2 separate regions of the Homo sapiens genome follow, and region 1 is linked to region 2. Evidence: read pairs that join two places in POLR2A ChIA-PET (ENCODE). Cell type or tissue: A673. All regions are shown on one strand. Links, peaks and the distances in the headings refer to the core of each region. The heading gives the core; the rest is flanking DNA. Region 1 holds the start of CLYBL-AS3 (CLYBL antisense RNA 3). Region 2 overlaps CLYBL (citramalyl-CoA lyase).

Evidence for each region. ChIA-PET counts read pairs that join two places held together with the same protein. Peaks named below come from ENCODE experiments on the same cell type or tissue, not always from the same donor. Only the 100,000 strongest peaks of a DNase experiment are listed, where the experiment ranks them.
Region 1: POLR2A ChIA-PET joins it to region 2 with 8 read pairs; 3 of 35 experiments call an interaction of 5 or more read pairs at or near these places.

The regions. Positions count from the first base shown.
Region 1 is chr13:99,951,543-99,961,430 of GRCh38, reverse strand. CLYBL-AS3 (CLYBL antisense RNA 3) reads left to right here and starts at 4,266. Exons shown (of 5, transcript NR_120421.1): 1 at 4,266-4,348. RefSeq lists enhancers at 3,236-4,210, 4,211-5,186. In A673, for the core only: a CTCF peak has its summit at 4,255; DNase peaks (open chromatin) are centred at 4,240, 5,080 and 5,450; H3K4me3 peaks cover 2,261 bases; H3K27ac peaks cover 2,479 bases.
Region 2 is chr13:99,683,140-99,693,027 of GRCh38, reverse strand. The region is part of intron 1 of CLYBL (citramalyl-CoA lyase); the gene reads right to left. It overlaps LOC124903199 (a long non-coding RNA gene), which reads right to left. Exons shown (of 2, transcript XR_007063848.1): 2 at 2,659-4,414. It overlaps CLYBL-AS2 (CLYBL antisense RNA 2), which reads left to right and starts at 2,057. Exons shown (of 2, transcript NR_046526.1): 1 at 2,057-2,475; 2 at 2,672-2,930. RefSeq lists enhancers at 121-878, 5,442-6,200, 6,201-6,958 and a silencer at 1,919-2,213. In A673, for the core only: no CTCF peak of the experiment used is centred there; DNase peaks (open chromatin) are centred at 5,107 and 5,487; H3K4me3 peaks cover 1,449 bases; H3K27ac peaks cover 3,580 bases.

The DNA of each region.
Region 1 (9,888 bases), core at 1,894-6,893, 270 kb before region 2:
AGGTTTTGGAGACCATTGTGGTTTTACCCACCCAGTAATCTATCATCTGTCATCTCTCTGTCTGTCTATGAAATGGGACAAGAGGTGCTGGCCACTAGTATTTTTAAATCCCAGTTGGGTTAGGAAATCCAGCTCCTGGGGAGGGGGCAGGGGAGACATCTGGTTTCTCAAGTGATCACCTTAAGCCAGCAGAAAAGAAGGCTGATCACAAGGCAAACAAAACAACCCAGCCGCTTATTATTAATGGCACTTTCATCCCCTCACATCACTCCTGGCCTGCCAGTCCACCCACAGTGTAGCAAAACAGGATGCCCAGCCACGGAAGCCTTCCAGGTCTGGAGGCACAGGCAGGCCGGCAGGGGACCCTAGGTGAAACTGCCCTGGGGACCCCAGTACACTTCCCCTCTGTAGACAAAAACTCAGCCCTACACCCACGCACTCCCCGAGCACACATTAACATACACTGCAAGTGCCTAATCAGGCAGGGAGAAGTTCAAAGCCATGTTTTTTTTCTTTTGGAAATTCAAACTACTGCTTCTATGGTCCATCCACGCGGAGCGTCAGGATCGCTGTGGCAGTGGGCAGGGCCAGGGGAGTCGCCGGCAGAGGGGCCACTGTGATTCGAGACAGTCGATGAGACACAGCTGCAGTGACCTTTTTACTTTCATGCCAAGTTACTTCAGTCCACTTGCACCTCATCAGAAATTTTATATATATATACACATATATACACATATATATACACATATATATACATATATACACATATACATATATATACACATATATACATATATATACATATATACACATATATACATATATATACATATATACACACATATATACATATATATATACACATATATACATATATATATATATTCAGCGTTTAAGATTCTTCCATAGAACCTCCTAGCTTGAGAGAAAGGGGAGAGAAAGAATGAAGAAAGGAGGATAGGAGCGGAGGAGAGTCGGGGTGGGGAGTGGGTGATGTTCGAAGGGTGGGGGAGAGGGGCAGGGGCGCCAGAGCCCCAGCTCCTCTTCCTTCCCTCCCCACCTAAGTACTTTTATTTGCAGAGCGATTGTTCTTTGTTTATTTAATACAAGTACTGTGTGAATGGTGAAAAATAAACACGATGAAAAATAACCAAACAGATGATTCCTCCGAGTGAAAAAGCCCGGACTTAATAAAAGTGCGAAGCAGTCACCGCTGAATGAGAAACCCTTTGAAGTGGAACTTATTATAGGAGGAATACTTTGGGGTTGCCTTAACGACGCCGCTGAATCGAAAGCGCTCGCCTTTGTCAGCGATTTGTTCTCCTTTGCTGGGGTGCCCAGAGAAATTACTTACATGGGCTGCCTTAACATGCAGCCTGCAAATCAGTAACTTTGCAGCTCAGACTCGCAGACGCCACTCGGCTGCGGACAAAAAGAGTCAGGGGGGAAACGCACCAACCTTTCACGCCGAGGCTCTGGGGCTGGGGGCGCACGGGCGTGTTGGGGTCGGCAGATAAGAAGTTGTATTACAACGCCCCCCCTCGTCCAGGCTTCCCTCTTCTTCCCTCTGCACCCCCTCGCCAGTCCGGGCTGGGGCTCTGCGGGCCCGGACTCCGCTCGGTGGCAGCGGAGGCCCGGCTCCTCCAGGGCCCACCGGCGAGGGGCGCTCTAGGGCGCGCGGCCGGGCGCGGGACTTTCCCAGCAGCTCGGGCCATATTTAATAAGGGTCGTTCATCACCGAGGCGCTTTGAAGGGTCGCCTCCAGCCCTGTGCCCATTAGAAAGGCGGAGGTGACATTTAAACTCCGTTTTCAAGGATCGCGGGGGGATTTCATTGAAAAGGCAACTCGTTTGTCTTATGAGCCTGGAAACAACCCCCTTCTCGCTCCTTTTGACCACATGGCATAACTCAAAAACAATAGTTCAAAAGTGAAATGGCATCGTGGTGTTCATTCGGAGACAGGCCCCCATCTAGCACCAGAGAAAAGGGGTAGTCCGCAAGACAATGTGCTTTTTGTGTCCGACTCTGTCACAAGGATTGTGTTGTTTGCTTTGGAGGCTGCGCCTGTTATACTTTCCTGAAAGTGCTTGTGTTAAACAAGAGTTATAAGTCATCCAAAACAACAAACATTTTGATTTTCTTTGCCTAAAGGGCTTTCCCTGGCTATGGGCACCGTGAAAAAATAATGTCCTTGCTGAGAAAGGAACACCAGTAGTAGCATTACAAGCGGGCGCATTAAATATTGAATGACACGGGAAAAAGAGCTTGTCGAGGGGCACTCAGCCTTAAAGTCTTTCTTCAACTTTGTCTTCGGTGGCTGCTGGACTATTTAAGATGGTATTAATTAAGGCAGCTTCGGATGCTGCCCAGCCGGCCGGCCCCTCGGCCGCGCTCGGTCAATGGGCCTGTGCCCCCGCGCTCTGCTCACGCGTTGGCTGAGCCGAGTGCAAATGTCACTTCTCATTTGGAGGCTGAAGAGAAGTGCCCATCCTACATTAAGGGCAGCAGGGATGCAGTCAGCAGCAGGCGTTAAAGGAATACGAGGGACTGCGGTGAGGGGAGGGAAGGCGGGAACAAAATGGGAACAGCTGCCCGGGGCGGGGTCGAGAGAGTGCCCCAAGCACAGCTTTTGGCACATTTTGGAGAGCGCCGCTGGCAAACCGGGGCCAAGCGGGACTCGCTGGGTTGGAAGACCCCCTCTCTTTCGTCGTTCCTGCGTGGGGAAAATGAAAACTCTAGCTCTGCACAAATCCATTAGGCAGGCTGGCGGGGCGTTATTTTACAAAGGGACTCGCTTCTACAAAGAAAGACAAAAGCTTGGTGCAAACAGGCGTCTTGACTGACTTCCACCTCTCCCTACGGTCCCCTTCACAGATCACAAACAAATAAAGCCCAAAGGACCTCAGCCAAGGATCTCCAGATCCAATTTTACAGATGGCGAAACTGAGACCTCAAGCAAGACTCAAATTGATTTTTGTCAATATTCCCCGAAGTCAGAGGTTGAGACCCTCTTTGAGACCAAAGATCCAGGCGGGAGTGGAGTTCTCTTTAAAGTCGCCAACAACCACGCCAAAATGTCCCTTTCCCCTGCCCCCCATTGCAAGTGTTTGATTCAAAGTCAAATGGAAATTGGTTTCAGCAGTTGAAAATTCCTAACATAAAAAAAGGAATGAAGCTTACTGCCAACTGACTGTGGCATAAATGAAATGCATGCTCTGAGAAACTCTGTTAACTATCAGTTCTTGATGAAGAGAGACAAGATTTGGCTGGGCAGAGGGGGCAGGGCATCCCGGCAGATTGATTTCTGCAGCCAGAAGCCCAACAGGCGCCCCCGTCTCCCTATGTGGCGTTTCACCTGGATGTGGGCCTTCTCTTTTACCACACGACCCCTTGTAGGTGGGGGGAGATGCAGTAAAATGCCCTCCCCACCCCCACCCCCGTGTGTGTGTGTGTGTGTGTGTGTGTGTGTGTGTGTGTGTGTGTGGTTAGCACCCTTAGCTTTTGATCCATTTGCAATGTCTGATTCTCCATCTTAAAATGTGTCCATTCAGGGCTCCCTCTGGCCTTTTGGATAAGGGGCGGGTCATGTTTCCACCAAGAGCCATGTTGCAGGAGAACTAGTCCCTACCCTTCCTGCAGAGACTGGAATCTGAGCGCAATGGGTGGCCGGAGAGCTCGCATTCAGACAGCCCTGAGATGCGGGCCTGGGGCCCTACGCCCCATTGGCAGCTGGAGGCGTCGCTCTGGGGCCAAGGAACGCCTGGCCGGGTCAGGACGCGGGCAGAGGTGGGCGGTGGGGCAGCGAGAGAGGGCCGCGCCAGAGCAGCCCACTCCCGCACAGCCTAGGACTGGAGTTCCCAGGCCCAACCGCCTACCTGAGTGATCTGTTTTGCACATCTTTCCTCATTCCTCTTCTCTGCTGTCCCTACCTCCTCTACTTTTTTGCATGAACAGGGCCCAGGCCAGGATAACGGATGCAGAAAGATGGCCTTTTGGCCCGGAACGCACTCTCTCTCGTACGCATACACCCACCTCCCTACCACCCCCCCCACACACACGCTCACGCGCAATTCAACCCCCCCAGCCCAGCCCCAGCCAGTGCACTGGGCACACGCTCGGGATCCAGGCACCTTGCCAAGAGCTCGCGAGCACCCTGCGTGGCACACTGGTTGGAGTTCCTGCACGAAGTGGCGGGGGTGGAGTGAGGAGGGAGGGGTGGGCGGCGGTGCACGCCGCCGACTGCTGGCGGTGAGCACAAGTTCAGTGCTCAACTTCCCGCTCTTAACGAGACCCGGGATCCCTTTGGAGAGGCCCTCGGGAGCTGGCGACAGGGCTGGGAGTGGCGTGGGTAAGCTGGCCGGCGCGGGGCGCGGGCGGCGGGGCACAAGGGCGCTACAAGAAGAGGGCGCGAGGGTGCCCGCGGCCAGCCGGGCGCTCCGAGAAGTCAGCGCGAGCAGCTGTGACTTCACCTATTAGCCCCGATGTCTTTCCGAGGAGCCTGGTGGAGTTAAACAGCCCACAATGGGCGCTCTGGGGCGCCTCCAGCCTGACCTCCACCCGGGTTTAATAGTTTCATAGGAACTTCATTAAATCAATTACTTAGTGAGCACATCATCATTTATTTGTAATTAGCAGCGAGGAGCGCGTTCTCTCCCCCAGCCCGCGGCCCGGGTCCCAGCGGGGTTGACTAGTTGTGCAAGCACTTTTGTTTGCTCGAGTGTTGACTCCCGGCATTATTCGGCCCGGGTAATCTTTACGTCTCAATCTAGTATTCAGGGGGCGAAAGGAAAACAAACAGGGCGCAGGCCGGAGGCCAGCCCTTTGGTCCCAGCCGTCCCAGAACTCGGCCCTCGCTGGGCGTGCAGGGCGCACCTCTGCGGCCCCGGCTCCTCCCGGGAGGAATAGGCGAGAGCGCCACCGGGGCAGAGGGGCAGGAGCCAGCCCGGAGGGTCCAGAAGGAAAGTGGCGAAGGAAGAGGCGATGAAGGAGAGAAAGGAGAAAACCAGCAGCAGGAGCTCTGGGCCTGCAAAACGAGCACAAAAGGGGAACGTCCAGGCTCGCGCACGTGTGCGGGCGGCATTGGAGGGGGAATGCGCGTTGTGCGTGTGTGCAAGTGTATGTCCATGTGTGCATGTGTGTGTGCGCGCGCAGGAAGTGCGTGAAATCACATCCATTTCAGCTGCCCACGGCTGGGCGGAGAGGGGAGTGGGAGCAGGAGGTGCCGGCCTGGCGTGCGCGGAGGCAGCTCTCTGGGTGTCCGAGCTGCAAAAGTGCTTTAATTGGGGGGCTGCAGCCCCGGGCGCAGCTCCACTGCGGCCCACAAATTACGAGCGAGTGGTTAGCGAGGAGCGGGGAGTTGCTGAAAGCCGGGCCAGAACCTGCGCGTGCGGAGCGGCACGAGTAATGGCTCCGCAAGGAGTCGTGATTCCTTTCGAGTGTAATCATCTTTCCCCACACGCCGCAGCGCCGGCCAAATCTCGTTTACATCCAAGGAGTTGCGGCTAGCCGGGCCAGAAACGTGGGCGACACGCCCCTGCGTCCTTGCCCCGGCCCCGATTTCCGCTCCAAGCTGGAAGTCCTTCCAGCATAGGAAACGCTCAACTTCTGGGGCTATCCCAGCTCAGGAAATGGAGGAGGGCGGGGAGGCGAGGGGTCATTGATGAGCCGGCCTGGGTTCCCCCAGGAGCAGGAGAGTGTGAACAACTGTGAGGCGAGGAAAGGCCGTGGGGAAAAACGCTCCTCCAGAGGGCTTCCAGAAGAAACAGTGGCTCCTGGGGATCCTTGAGGTCAGTCTCTTAGACTCCCTGGGGCTGTGAGCTTCTGAGGACCGGGTCCTGAGTTTCTACCTTGGTTCTGGCGGCCAGGCCTGGCTGATCGGGGTCAATACTTGCAGGTAGGGAATGTGCGAAGGCGGTGGTTGCCTTGTGGATTTTCTAACCAGTGGTTTCAGTACAGATCGAATCAGTGTCTGGAGTGTTTGTTCTCTGGTGGGACTGAAGAGGGTTCTGTGGCCCTGTGGTGAGACAGGGTCCGTCCTGGAGCGGGGGTGGGGAGGCAGAGGGCTGGGGTGTGGCCCCCAGGCCTCTCTGGACAGCCCCAGACCTGGAGGCCGCTGGCTATGGCTGTGTCTGGGCGTACACCTGCGCGAGGGCGGTTGTACTCCCGGGAGTGGGAGCTTAGCTTGCTGGGGAGCCTGTCGCGAGCTCTCCTGAGGCCCCCAGTCTGGGGAGCCAACGCCGCCACAGTGCTCTGGGCTCTCAGGAGGGTGTCCTAAGCCTGCAGCTGTCTCACTCCCCCAGTCTTCTTGCTTCCACCTTTCCTCAGGTCTCACCATCAGACACCCATTCTGTTCCTCTCCCTAGCCTCCTTTTCTCAAAGTTGACTCCCGGGTCATTTGGCCTCTACCCCAGGGTCCTAGGTATCCTTTGCTTGCAGGACACAAGGATGAGAGAGGCAGGAGCAGCTAGGATCCTGTTTGAAAATAGGCTTTCTTGGCCTCGCGCGGTGGCTCACGCCTGTAATCCCAGCCCTTTGGGAAGCTGAGGCGGGAGGATCGCTTGAGGTCAGCACCAGCTTGGGCAACATGGTGAAACCCCATCTGTACAAACTATACAAAAATTAGCTGGGCCTGGTGGTGTGCGCCTGTCATTCCAGCTACTTGGGAGGCTGAGGCAGAAGAATCGTTTGAGCTAGGGAGGCGGAGGTTGCAGTGAGCGGAGATGGTGCCACTGCACTCCAGCCTGGGCGATAGGGCAAGACTCAGCCTAAAAAAAAAAAAGGTTTCCCTTCAGCCCCCGTCCCCAGCATGACAGAGCTCCCTGAGCTGCCCAGCTGCTGCTCACCCCGCCATGGTCTGAGAGTCTGGGTCAGCCTGAAAAACAGGAAATTGATCCGGATAAGGACCATCAACCAGCCGGTCAACAATCTGGGAGAAGCACCTTTTAAAATATAAAAAGTGGTTTGTAACTTTGCATACTCCTGTTCCCCCATCCCCAGTGAGTCTGTGCTGAAGAAGTTACAATGGTCAGGCTTCAGGAAGAATTACCAGGAAAAGGAAATCTTAAAGCATAAAGCCAAGTATGATTTTCTTAAAAATACCTGGGAGCCTAACATGATAAACACAAATACTCCTTTGAGTCTGTTGTGCACATTTCTGCTCCAGTGTACAGAATACTTGTGCATGTTAAATATATATTGATCAGACAGGTGCACACACACACACACACACACACACACACACACACAATTATAGCATGTCTAAATCCCACCTTGGAAATTATCAGACCTAGCCAAATTTAGGACAGTGTTGAAGGAAGCAAGACTGAGAAAAGCTACAATGAAAATAAAATTGAAATATTCACCCATGACTTGTCTCTCTACTCCTCCCCTCTCTCCCAGCTCCTACACCATTTAATAAAATAGCATCGTTTAGAGAAAGGAAGGCACGTCAGGAGACATTTTATGAGCTGGCAGAGAATTTGTTGAAGTGGTTGATTTAGAAAATCTGGATACTGACTGCGAAGTTTTCTTAGTGATATTCATATTATGCCTCTTTCTTCCCAATCCAAGTCCTAATAGCTTTTAAGTCATATCTGACTAGGTTCTGTTTATTAATCAGGCTCTGTTCTGATTCTGCCTTTATTGGGGTGCAGGCTCCTTGGCAGTCCCACCTGAGGTCCTCCTTGGATCAGTGGGAGCCCCGTGCTGTGTTCCTTGTGCCCTTTCAGGAGAACTCCCCATGCAGGGCGTATGGGACCCTTCCAGGGTCCTTGCCACTGGACTCATCAGTCTGAAAACTAACAGGATCATGCCCACAGACTGTCCTCCTCTCTCTGGGAGGGCTTGTCTTGTCACCAGTCATGAGTTTCATCCTCCTGACCTGGCGCAAAGAAGAACGTTTGGCACTGACATAAAAACCCATGCAGCGGGAGCCTGGAGTTTGTAGCAGGCTGATTTCGGATAATGACATGTATGGGACATTTCAGGGAGGGCCCAGGGGAGCCTTGGAATGGGAGGAACTATGCCAATGTTTGTCCCCTTTAAGGGGCGAGGGCAAAGGTTTGACTGCTCTGGTCGTTTCTTAAGTAAACTGACCCGAAAGAGCACGCATTAGAACAAACTGTGGCCTAGGGCAAGAGTCTGTTGTGTTCCTGACAGAAACTTCTGGGTGAGTCCTGGCCGCTGCTGGGCCACCGCTCTGTGTTCTCACAACCGGCAGCACAGCTGGTTCCCTGTTCATACCCGTGAGGGACAGAATCATGAGGTGATTCCAGGAGTCTCTTCTCAGGGAGAAAGAACACCTAGAGACACAGAGGCAAGTCCAGGAGAACCACTGCCCGTTAGCCAGTGCCACCCCTCCTTGGCCACTCCTCCTGCTATTTCCAGCCTTCAACGCCCAGATCCTTTATATCCACTCTGTAAAGCAGAGGGCTGGAGTGGTCCAGAGACAGGAATGTGTCTTCCAATAACATTAGTGTCTTTGGCCCCTGGCAAGATTGGAGTATTTATTTTTCTCCGACTCCTCCAATTGGAGTGATGCCAGTTAAGAAGGAAGCAGAAGCTGGGTGTGGTGGCTCATGCCTGTAATCCCAGCACTTTGGGAGGCCAAGGCCAGCAGATCGCTTTTTGTCAGGATTTCAAGACCAGCCTGGGCAACATGGCGAAACTGCCTCTCTGCTAAAAATACAAAAATTAGCTGGGTGTGGTGGTGCAAGCCTGTAGTCCCAGCTACTTGGGAGGCTGAGGCACGAGAATCATTTGAACTCAAGAAGCAGAGACTGCCGTGAGCCAAGATTGTGCCACTGCCCTCCAGCCTGGGTGACAGAACTAGATTTGATTTCAAAAAAAAAAGAAGCAGAGAAATTGCATAATGAAAAGTATAATATCCTGCTTGGCCCTTAAGTTTCTTTTGAGATTGGAATGAAGTTTTTAATAGGAAGGTTTCCTTGGCCCCATGACTGTCTGTGGAACGGCAGACACAAAACCTCTTAGGCTCAGCTGAGTAACAGCCTCCCTGGGAGCTGGGTGCTCTGAGGCCCTAGAAACAGAGCTGTGGGCCCTATTTTGGGGCACAGTAGAAGAGGACACAGGAAGTTGTAGAGAAGCCTAATATCCATTGCTCGCATGTTTTCCCCATCATTTAAAAAAAAACTGTGGTAAGGCCAGGCATGGTGGCTTACACCTGTAATCCCAGCACATTCGGAGGCCGAGGCAGGCAGATCAGATCACTTGAAGCCAGGAGTTTGAGACCAGCTTGGCCAACACGGTGAAAACCAGTCTCTACTAAAAATACAAAAAATTAGCTGGGTGTGGTGGTCTGCGCCTGTAGTCCCAGCTACTCGGGAGGCTGAGGCACAAGAATCGCTTGAACCCAGGAGGTGCAGGTTGCAGTGAGCTGAGATTGTGCCACTGCATTCCAGCCTGGACAACAGAGTGAGACTCTGTCTCAAAAAAGAAAAAAAATGTGGTAAAATGTATGTAACATAAAATTTACCATTTCAATCATTTTTAAGAGATGGGGTCTCACTGTGTTGCCCAGGCTGGCCTCCAACTCCTGGGCTCAAGTGATCCTCCTGCCTCAGCCTCCTGAGTAGCTGGGACTGCAGGTGTGAGCCACCACACCTGGCTTCAACTATTTTTAAGCATACAATTCAGTGGTATCGAGTACATTCCCATTCCCATGCAGTCATCACACCATTCATCTCTAGAATGTTTCAGTCTTCCCAAACTGAATCTTTGTATATGAAACAATAGTTCCTCATTTCTTCTCCCCTAGCTTCTGGCAATCTGCATTCAACTTTTTGTGTCTCTGAGTGTGACGACTCTAGGGATCTCATCTAAGTGGGATCATTCAGTACTTGTCCTTCTGTGCCTGGCTTATTTCACTCA
Region 2 (9,888 bases), core at 3,124-8,123:
TGTTCATAGTGAAATTATAATGGCCATAAAGTGGATATCCCCCAAAAAATATCCATCATTGGAATGGATAATGGGGTATATTCCTACAATTGAACATTACTGGGCCAGAAAAAGGAATGAAGTACTAATGCATGCTACAACATGGACAAACCTTGAAAACATTATGCAGAGTGAAGGAAGCCAGAGATAAAAGGGCATATTTATATAGTCCCATTTATAGGAAATGTCCCGAACAGACAAATCTATAGATTTAGAAAGTAGATTAGTGGTTGTCAGGAGAAAGGAAGAGGGGTGCATAGGGAGTGAACCCCAATGGGTATGGGGTTTCTTTTAGGGTAAGGAAAATGTTCTAGAATTAGATAGTGATGATCATTACACAACTTTGTGAAGAGACTGAAAACCACTGACGTGTGTCCTTTAAAAATGTGAACTTTATGGCTGGAGGCGGTAGCTCACACCTGTAATCCCAGCACTTTGGGAGGGTGAGGCGGGTGGATCATAAGGTCAGGAGATCAAGACCATCCTGGCTAACATGGTGAAACCCCGTCTCTACTAAAAGTTCAAAAAAATTAACCGGGCGTGATGGCGGGTGCCTGTAGTCTCAGCTACTAGGGAGGCTGAGGCCGGGGAATGGCGTGAACCCGGGAGGCGGAGCTTGCAGTGAGCCGAGATCATGCCACTGCACTCCAGCCTGGGTGACTGAGCAAGACTGTCTCAAAAAAACAAACAAAAAAAAAAAAACAAAAAAAACAAATGTGAACTTTATGAGAGCTGAACTATGTCTCAATAAAGCGACAATTTTTAAATGCAATGGGAGGTCAGTGTGGGGAGTAATTGTGACTAAGGGGCAGGGCTGGCATATGTAATGCGTCTGCTGGCATTAAGCACAACTTGTGGATTCTAAGCACTTTCTTAAAATGAAAGAATGAGTGAAGAAAACAAATCACTGGATTTACTGTTCACTTCCAGGCTATCATATCCATCCTGGCTATGAAGGATGTACACTGAGTTTCTACGTTCTGAAACTGTTATTACTTAGGCACAGTCCACAGAAAGATCAGTCTGAAAACTCAGGGACCGGGAGCTCCGTGCAACATGGCTTTCAAGATCCTAGAAACTCTCGCTCTGTGTTCCCACCACCCTGGGCTGTTTCTTCATCCCATGGGTCCTTCTGTATTTATTTGTCCTTTGCACTGTGATGATTTGGAGGCAGTGACTACGCCTTTTATCTCTGTATCCCTAGAACCAGCAGCACATAGAAGGGACTTGCCAGGTGACTGCGGAAGAAGGGAGGAAGTCGCTATTAGCTTATGAGGAGCTTATAGTCTAAGTTTCAAGCTTTCTCATTTCTCCATTTTCTTATCACGTACAGTGATTACACTAAAAATACTCTGGTACCCTAGTGCTGGTTTTTTGTTTTTTGTTTTTTGGTTTTTTTTTTAGGTCAAAATGGGTCACACAGTGGCAATTTCATATGACTCAATCTAACACAAAGTCACTAGAAAGAATGTCTTTCGGGTCCCATTTCATGATACAAAATGGTTTTTAAACGTCGTTCCCTGAAGATCCTTTGGGGAGCACCAACAGAGAGATAATGGGGAGTGATTCTGATCCCCAACTGTCCCCTTCCCCCCCAAATTTTTAGAGTTTCTATGTAAGAGTTGGTTTGAACAAAAGACTTGTGTCTAAAAATTAGTTTGTAACTAATTTATTTATAGTATTTATAACTCTAGATAACTTAGATATTGATTAAGAAAATATCCCCCAAAACATGTTCTTTAGATCAAGGAAATAAAAAGTAATGCTTAAGCTTTTTGTTTCAGTTCATTGGAAAGCTACAGTGCTTACACATTTTTATGCTGTCTACCATCAGTGCATCTAGGGAAGGGCATCTATGGATGAGGCTACCATGTGGGAAATTCTTGAGTGGGCAGTGAGAGAGGGTTAGCAACTCAAAGCAAGTAATCCAAGGGTTAATCAGGAGAGACACTCAATCCAGAAAGTGCTCATTAACCCAAGCCTTTCTGCATAGTGTCCCTACCACCCTGCTGCCTCTAACTAAACAAAACACGGTAGGTCTCAGTGTGAGAGAGCGCTTTTGTTCACATAGGAGGCTGACAGCTATTTGCGATGAGGGGTTTTTGTTTGTTTGTTTGTTATTCAAATAACTTTTTTCCCCCTGAGGAAACTGAAAGGGAAAATGTCAGAAGTATGTGATTAATGATTTTTTAAAATAGATGGGATCTCCCCGGTTGAATTGAAAAGTAGGTACTGAAAAAGAATCCATTTCTAAATGGTAGATTTTCATATGTAAGTTTGATATTAATTCTTTCAAAAGAGTTGTGCCTGTGAGTCAGATAAATGACAGGAAGGTCTGTCTAAATACCAGCATCCTCGGAAGGGCAGCTGTTCAGAAACATTCTCAAATCATGAAGATAAATAGAACCGGAACACTGATGATTCCATCAACTGATGGTGAGGGAAACATCCAATTCTATCTTAACCTCCAAGCTGTGCGGTATTACGGTGCTTCCTAAAATGCTTTTAAATAAATACACAAAAAAGCCCGTGTTTGCTGGGGATGGGGGAAGTTGGTGATTGGGTTTGGGGGGCACAGGGAAGAGAAGTAGAGAGGAAAAACATACACCAAAATCTATGTTCCTTTTTTAAGGTTCCTTTTAATCAGATCTTAAAGCAAAGACAGAAGCTGAAAACATTTCTAGTAAATAAAAAGCAAAGAACTCTGAATGCTTAGCCGACCAGAACCCCGGAAGGAGCCCGCCTGGTACTGCCAGGCATGACTGCCTTTAGTGGATTTAACAATAAAAAAGAAGATGGCGCCAAATGACCAAACTACATGCGACTTTCCCTTCCCGCAAGAAAAGTGAATAAAACTTTCCACTGGGGCTGGGGGAGGAGGCAAGGGACCAGTCCAGAGAGATAAAATGCTACTTAACAAAACAATGTGGATAGCATTTAGGCCACATGTAAATTTCATCCACAGAGCTTGCAAATGGCATGCAATTTACTGCTCAGAGGATGTAACCTATTTGAGTCTAGAGAGCTAATTAATAACACAGTCTAAAAAGAACGCAGAGTTAATCGCCATCCATCTCCTGGGCTATTTTAACTTGTTTTTTTGACAGTTGCTGTTAAACAAAATTCTAAATATTGTTATAGCAGTCAGTTATTAGTTACCTTAACAAGATGCAAGTTTGGTGTTGGTCAAAGTTAAATCCTTTTAAAAAAAATACTTGAAAAAGTTGAAGCTGCTCTCCTCTTTAGAGCTTGTTCTGTGATGGATAAAAATTGCATCTATAAAGGTTTCAAGTCAGGTCACATTTAGAAAGTAATAGTAAATAACAGTAACTGGTAAACACAGTCCTAAGTCTTACTTGCAATTGCTCAAGTTGAAACAATTGAATACAGTCTTCAAAAATCATACTCTCATTTACAGATATGACTGGGCACATGGGATTTCAATCATGCTCCTTCATTGCTGAGAATCATGGAATTAAAATGGTAATAATTTTTACCTCTCACTTTTCTCTTGCCTTTTTCTTCCTTTAAGCATACCTGCACTAAGTAATTTTTGCTTTTCACTGATAACAAGAGAAGTTAGAGCCAGATTATTTTCTCTGGGACAACCTGTCTGTGATTGCAAGAATATAGTTCAAAACATCCTACAACTGGTATATGTGTAGCCCACCCTAAATCCTGTCTCCCCTGAAGCTTGCTGAAGGAAAGCGTGATGCCTCTCCATTCTGACCTGGTATGTATGCTTCTGGAATCCTGAAGCTGAGAATGAACTATATCCACTTTGCAGTAATGAAGCTTAAAATGTCAAAGATTCTGTAAGAGATTTTTGAGTGGAGGAAGATACTTGATGAATTTATGTGAAGTCCCAAGGGCTAGATGCTGGGACCCTAGATTCCAGCCAGAGTGTACTTACTAAGGACAGGAGGGGTGATGCTTGGGGTGTGAGGCCGGTTTTATTGAGAGTCCTTCCAAAACTGAGTGGGCAGACCTGGAAAACGCAGGTTTCACCTTGGCCTCAGTCCCAAAGGTGCATCTGTACCACTAGCTTTTGTCAGGATGAATGACGGTGCTGAGTAATTTCAGGAAAGCAACTCATCTGCCCAAATATGACTGCCAAAATATTCAGAATAATGTAGCTTAGCACTTCAATGTAAATTTTACTTTCTGACTTCACAAATAAGGAAGAAGTTGCCTTTTGGACGCTCTATCTTTTGCACTGGCTTTAATACCCAGGAACGGCCACTGTCAGATCCTCCATTCCATGCAGGAGCTGGAAGAGATATAAGGAATGTATTTCTTCTCTCTCTCTTCATGTCACCACCCTCTCATTTCCAGTTCACTTGTTATTCTTAAAGAGTAATGCCAAGTTTGTACACTAAAAAAAAAAAAAGAATCGGACTAAAGAAAAGCCAAATAAGTAATATAATTAGTAAATATGCTAATTCAGATTAAAATATAAGTCTTTAAAAAGTTCAACTTGTTATATGTAAAATTATTTTAATGACATATTGGAGAAAAATCTGGCATTATGCTGCCAAGAAGGCAATACATTTAAGGCAATCTTACAAAGTATATGAAATCACAGACTGTAATATCCTGCAACTATTTTAATTTTAAAAGCTCAGTTTACAAATATATACTAATATTTTTCTCACTTTTAATCGCTCCCCCACTGTTTTAGCATAAGAGCTAAAATAACCTAAAACGGCCCCTAAAACACACACAGCGAGTCTGTTACACAGATCTGGAAACCAAAAAAAAATGTATGAAGGAAGGAATTTTCAATAATCTGAAACAGAGTAGCAAAAAATGTGTGTGGTTTCTAGGTTTTCACTACTAATAAAAATTTTTCCTGGGAAAAATTTTACTTTAAAGCAACTCTAAATGAAAATGCATATAATTAAGGGAAAGACCGTTGCTTCAAACAGATTGACTGTCTTTAACAAGTTTCTCTCTTTCTAGCTACTCAGATATGCTATATTTCCTAATTATCACCTTTTAAGGGCCATCTGGGCCCATTCCTCCCCATCAGGGGGCAATTCCATTTGCATTGTTCCTGGGCTTAGTCATGATCAAGTAGTCTGGTGGTAAAGTTCATTAGAAATTAGAACAGAAGCATTCAACCCAACACAGTAAACCAAGTATCTGATACTCAGGCACCCGCAGGAGAGATGATAAGCATGTCAGACATATTCTCACATAACTAACAAGTCTTCAATGTGCATTTTATCCAATTGCTTAAAGAAACATTCAGCCTGGTCCCTGACCAGGTATGTAATGAAGATTTGATTAAGTCTTCTCACACTGCAAAACATTTCTCAGTTAAGGCAATGTAAGTATAGTCCCTTATGTCTTTTGGTTCAAAAGTCTATTAAAAACCCTTTAATGGTTCCCTCATTTAGCCTACCATTCACAAGCAGTATACTACTTCCTTCCTGTAGAGAACACACAAGAATTATCCTAATTGTATTTTCTGTGAAACAAACGCACATTACAGGAAAAAGTGGATCCAGCCCTCAGTCCGATGCTGACTAGCTATGGGTCCCTTCTGTCCTCACCAAGAGATCATCCTATAGATTCACAAGCTCTTTACAAACCTGTGTGTGTGCCAAAGGCATGCCTGGCCCATGGGTATGCTAGATAGTCCAGGCAGCTGCTCTTCAACAGAGCTGATTGTAAAAGGTATGGCTAATTCAAGGCAGGCATATAAAAGGTTTCCCGCTTCATACCTCATAAGGCCTGATACATAAAACCCAGGAAATCGTTACCTGCCTCATCTTGCAATTTCTGAGCCTGGCTTGCAATGGCCATCTTAATCCGCAACACCAGCCTATTGAGATTGAGGAGGAGTGCTCCATGCTGAGACCTACAGCCTCTTGGAGCTACACCTTAGTCTTGCAAATGAAGACAGCTGCAGCGGGCCCTAATCTATGCAAGGCAGGTGTAGCCCCGGAGCTCTCTGCAAGTGACCCTTGGAGCTATTAGGGCTGGGAAGTTAAGAAGTTACAGTTATAAAAAGAACTATTTCATAGCCTCTCATTATCGAGGTTACTAAGCTTTCTAAAGGAACAATGGCTTATTTCCTCCCATTTGTGCCTTGATATCCTCCCCTGCCCTTCTGAAATTCCCTGTTTAGACAGTTCCTAATTCTGACCCCGGCTGAGACACTTTAAATTGGTGGCATAGCTCGTCCCCAACTGATGCTATTCGTTCAATGCTGTGTTGAAAATTTGAATCTGCGTCAAGTTTTCCATTTTAAAAACCTATCCTAAAATCCACTATCCAGACAGAAGTGGAGATTTCAGGAGAAAGTAATGCTTACAGAATCATCCCAAGATTCAATAATGTATATAAATGATACTTTAGTACTGCTTAGTAAATTAATCTAAAGCAAAACATTGCATTACTGAAACTGAGCCAACAACAATTCACTCAAAAAGCAGTCACTGAGTCTCTCTCTCTCTCTCTCTCTCTCTGTTGAAACAAATACTTTTATGTCTGAGGCCAGCTCCTGGCCTCGAGAGTGTCTCTCAAAGGACTGTGGAAACAGAACTCCAAAGATGTTTCTGCTATAGAAGGAAATGGCTGTGTCACTGTGTTATCAGCAAGGCCACCAGATGCTCAGAGGGGAGGTGGTGCTGGTGCTGGGCCGAGCCGGTGAGCTCAGCACTAGGAGCTGCCGGCTCCTGCGAGTCAGGCCCATGTCAGTCTAGGAGCATAGTCCAAATGGAGCAGCTATATATGCCCTGGAAAAACTCAGAGCATGTAGCCTGGATTGAAAGAAGGTCTCCTCCCAGGGCTCTCACCCTTTTCTTAGCTCAGAGTGTCCCTGAAACAGCTCCACACAAATTCCCGGGAACTGCCACACTGTCTTCTCCAGCATAGCACAAAAGAGAATAAAGGGGGAAATTTGGTCCTGGAGTCAAAGGTGGGCTCTGAATCTGTTTGACTGTATAGCAGGAATCACAGCACTCTTATCACAGGGACGCAGGAGAAAAATGTCTATGAGATTCTTTTTCTTTTTTTTGAAACAGGGTCTTGTTCTGTCGCCCAGGCTGGAGTGCAATGGCGCAATCTCCGCTCACTGCAACCTCCACCTCCCGGGTTCAAGCGATTCTCGTTCCTCAGCCACCCGAGTAGCTGAGATTACAGGCACACACCACCAAACCCAGCTAATTTTTGTATTTTTAGTAGAGGCGGGGTTTCACCATGTTGGCCAGGCTGGTCTCGAACTCCTGACCTCAAGTGATCCACCCACCTTGGCCTCCCAAAGTGCTGGGATTACAGGCTTGAGCCACCGTGCCCGGCCTCTAAGAGGTTCTTGAGAGAGAAGGACTCAGCAAACCTTAAGGCCATCCTCTTATCCACTGGGAACAAACCCCTCACACCACCAACCATCTAAAGGAGTGAAGTTTTGCTCCGATGATGCTTAAATTATATCGGTTTCAGTAGAGGAGGTTGCTGAAACCCAAAATCATTGTATGTGGTTATAGTGAAACTTTGTCAGTCAAGTTCATTTTTTTAAGTTCGATTTTAAGGCTTACTTTAAAAACCCAGGAGAGGATATATTAATTTTGAAATAAAGATTATAAATATGTTGAAACATTGGCTTTTCTTGAAGAATTATTTTAATTTTTTATTAGTTCTACTGTATTTTTTCTACCCTTCACTTCTGGAATACACATAATAGGCTTTTTCCCCCCTTCAATTTTTGTAGAACTATTGAGTTTTCATAAAGGTATAAAGTTTGAAACAAGTACAGAAAGCTTGTAAATGTACCAGAAATGCTGTGCTATACTTCCATACCCATTACTTCTAACAATTTCACAAGAAGGGGCACATTTTCGTGAGTTGTGTGATGTTTTAGCAACAAGACTCCTATGGACTTTAATGGAAGTCACACAGCTAAAACTCCATGCACCACTTTGAAAATTTAAGAGTAATTGCTAAGTCCCCCTTAGAGGGTCATAGAAATATTAAAAACCAAAGTATTTTGCTAAGAACTCCAATTACGCCTGAAGGCTTACATCAGATTTTATCAAACAATTGGTCACATATATAATGTACTCTAATGCTGTTTTATTGGCTGGTTGTTTTCTTTATAAAAGAAGGTTTTTGTGAAGTCCTGTGTGAACAGGAACATACAATACAGTAACCTTTGGTTCAAGTGTTCACTCCAACCCATGGTTCAGTCTTATGGGGTGGTAGCAGTGGGAAACAAATGGGCCTGGGAACATTTTATCTTGTTATTATTTCACAGGGGATCATTATGTTCACTGCATCATCGGACTGGTAGATTTTGCAGAAATACATGAAGCTGTTGAACATAACCAATCTGCCCTGGTGAACATTCATCCTCAGAATCCCTTGTGACTGGCTGGGTTAAGAAGGCTGATCCTTTATGGGTGAGGTAGTGGTAGTAGCCTAAGAACCCTGTCTTAGTAGAACCTGCCTTCCTTCCAGAATCATAAGAAGGTTCATTCATGTGGTCGGAATCCAGCTTTTCTATTTAAATTTTTTGTTTGTTTGTTTTTAGATACAGTCATGCGCCACATAACTTTCAGGTCAACAACAGACCAAATATACCACAGTGCTCCCATAAGATTATACTGGGCCGGGCCCGGTGGCTAAAAATACAAAAATAAACTGGGTGTGGTGGCACGCACCTGTAATCCCAGCTATTTGGGAGGCTGAGGCACGAGAATTGCTCAAACCTGAGAGACAGAGGTTGCAGATCGCGCCACTGCCCTCCAGCCTAGGCAACAGAAAGAGAATCTGTCTCAAAAAAAAAAAAAAAAAAAATCAAACATGCCAGGCCCGGTGGCTCACATCTGTAATCATAGCACTTTGGGAGGCCGAGGTGGGCAGATCATAAGGTCAGGAGTTCAAGACCAGCCTGGTCAACATGGTGAAACGTCGTCTCTATTAAAAATACAAAAAAAAAAAAAAAAAATTAGCCAGGCATGGTGGCATGCGCCTGTAATCCCAGCTACTCAGGAGGCTGAGGCAGGAGAATGGCATGAACCTGGGAGGTGGAGCTTGCAGTGAGCCGAGATTGTGCCACTGCTCTCCAGCCTGGGTGACAGAGTGAGACTCTGTCTCAAAAAAAAAAAAAATTTTATATATATATAGCAATACAACCATGCACAGTACATAATACTTGATAATAATAAATGTTACTGGTTTTATATTATGCTTTACATTTTATCTTCATTTTAGACTATACGCCTCCTTATTAAAAAAAAAAAAAGTTAACTGTAAAATAGACTCATGTGGGTCCTTGAGGAGGCATTCCAGAAGAAGGCATTGTTATCACAGGAGACAACAGCTCTGTGCGTGTTATTGCCCCTAAAGACCTTCCACTGGGACAAGCTGTAGAGGTGGAAGACAGTAATATTGATGATCCTGACCCTGTGTAGGCCTAGGCTAATGTATGTGTTTGTGTTTTTGCTTTTAACAAAAAGTTCAAAAAGTATAAAAAATAAAAATTAAAAATATAAAAAAGCATATAGAATAAGAGATAAAGGAAATATTTTTGTACAATGTGTGTTTTAAACTTACTGTTACTATAAAAGAGTCATAAAGTTAAAAATATAAACAAAGTTTACAGGCTAGGCGTGATGGCTCAAACCTGTAATCCTAGCACTTTGGGAGGCTGAGGTGAGCGGATCACAAGGTCAGGAGTTCGAGACCAGCCTGGCCAAAATGGTGAAACCATGTCTCTACTAAAAACACAAAAATTAGCCTGGTGTAGGGGGGGGCACCTGCAAGCCCAGCCACTTGGGAGGCTGAGGCAGGAGAATTGCTTGAACGTGGGAGGCAGAGGTTGCAGTGAGCTGAGATTGTGCC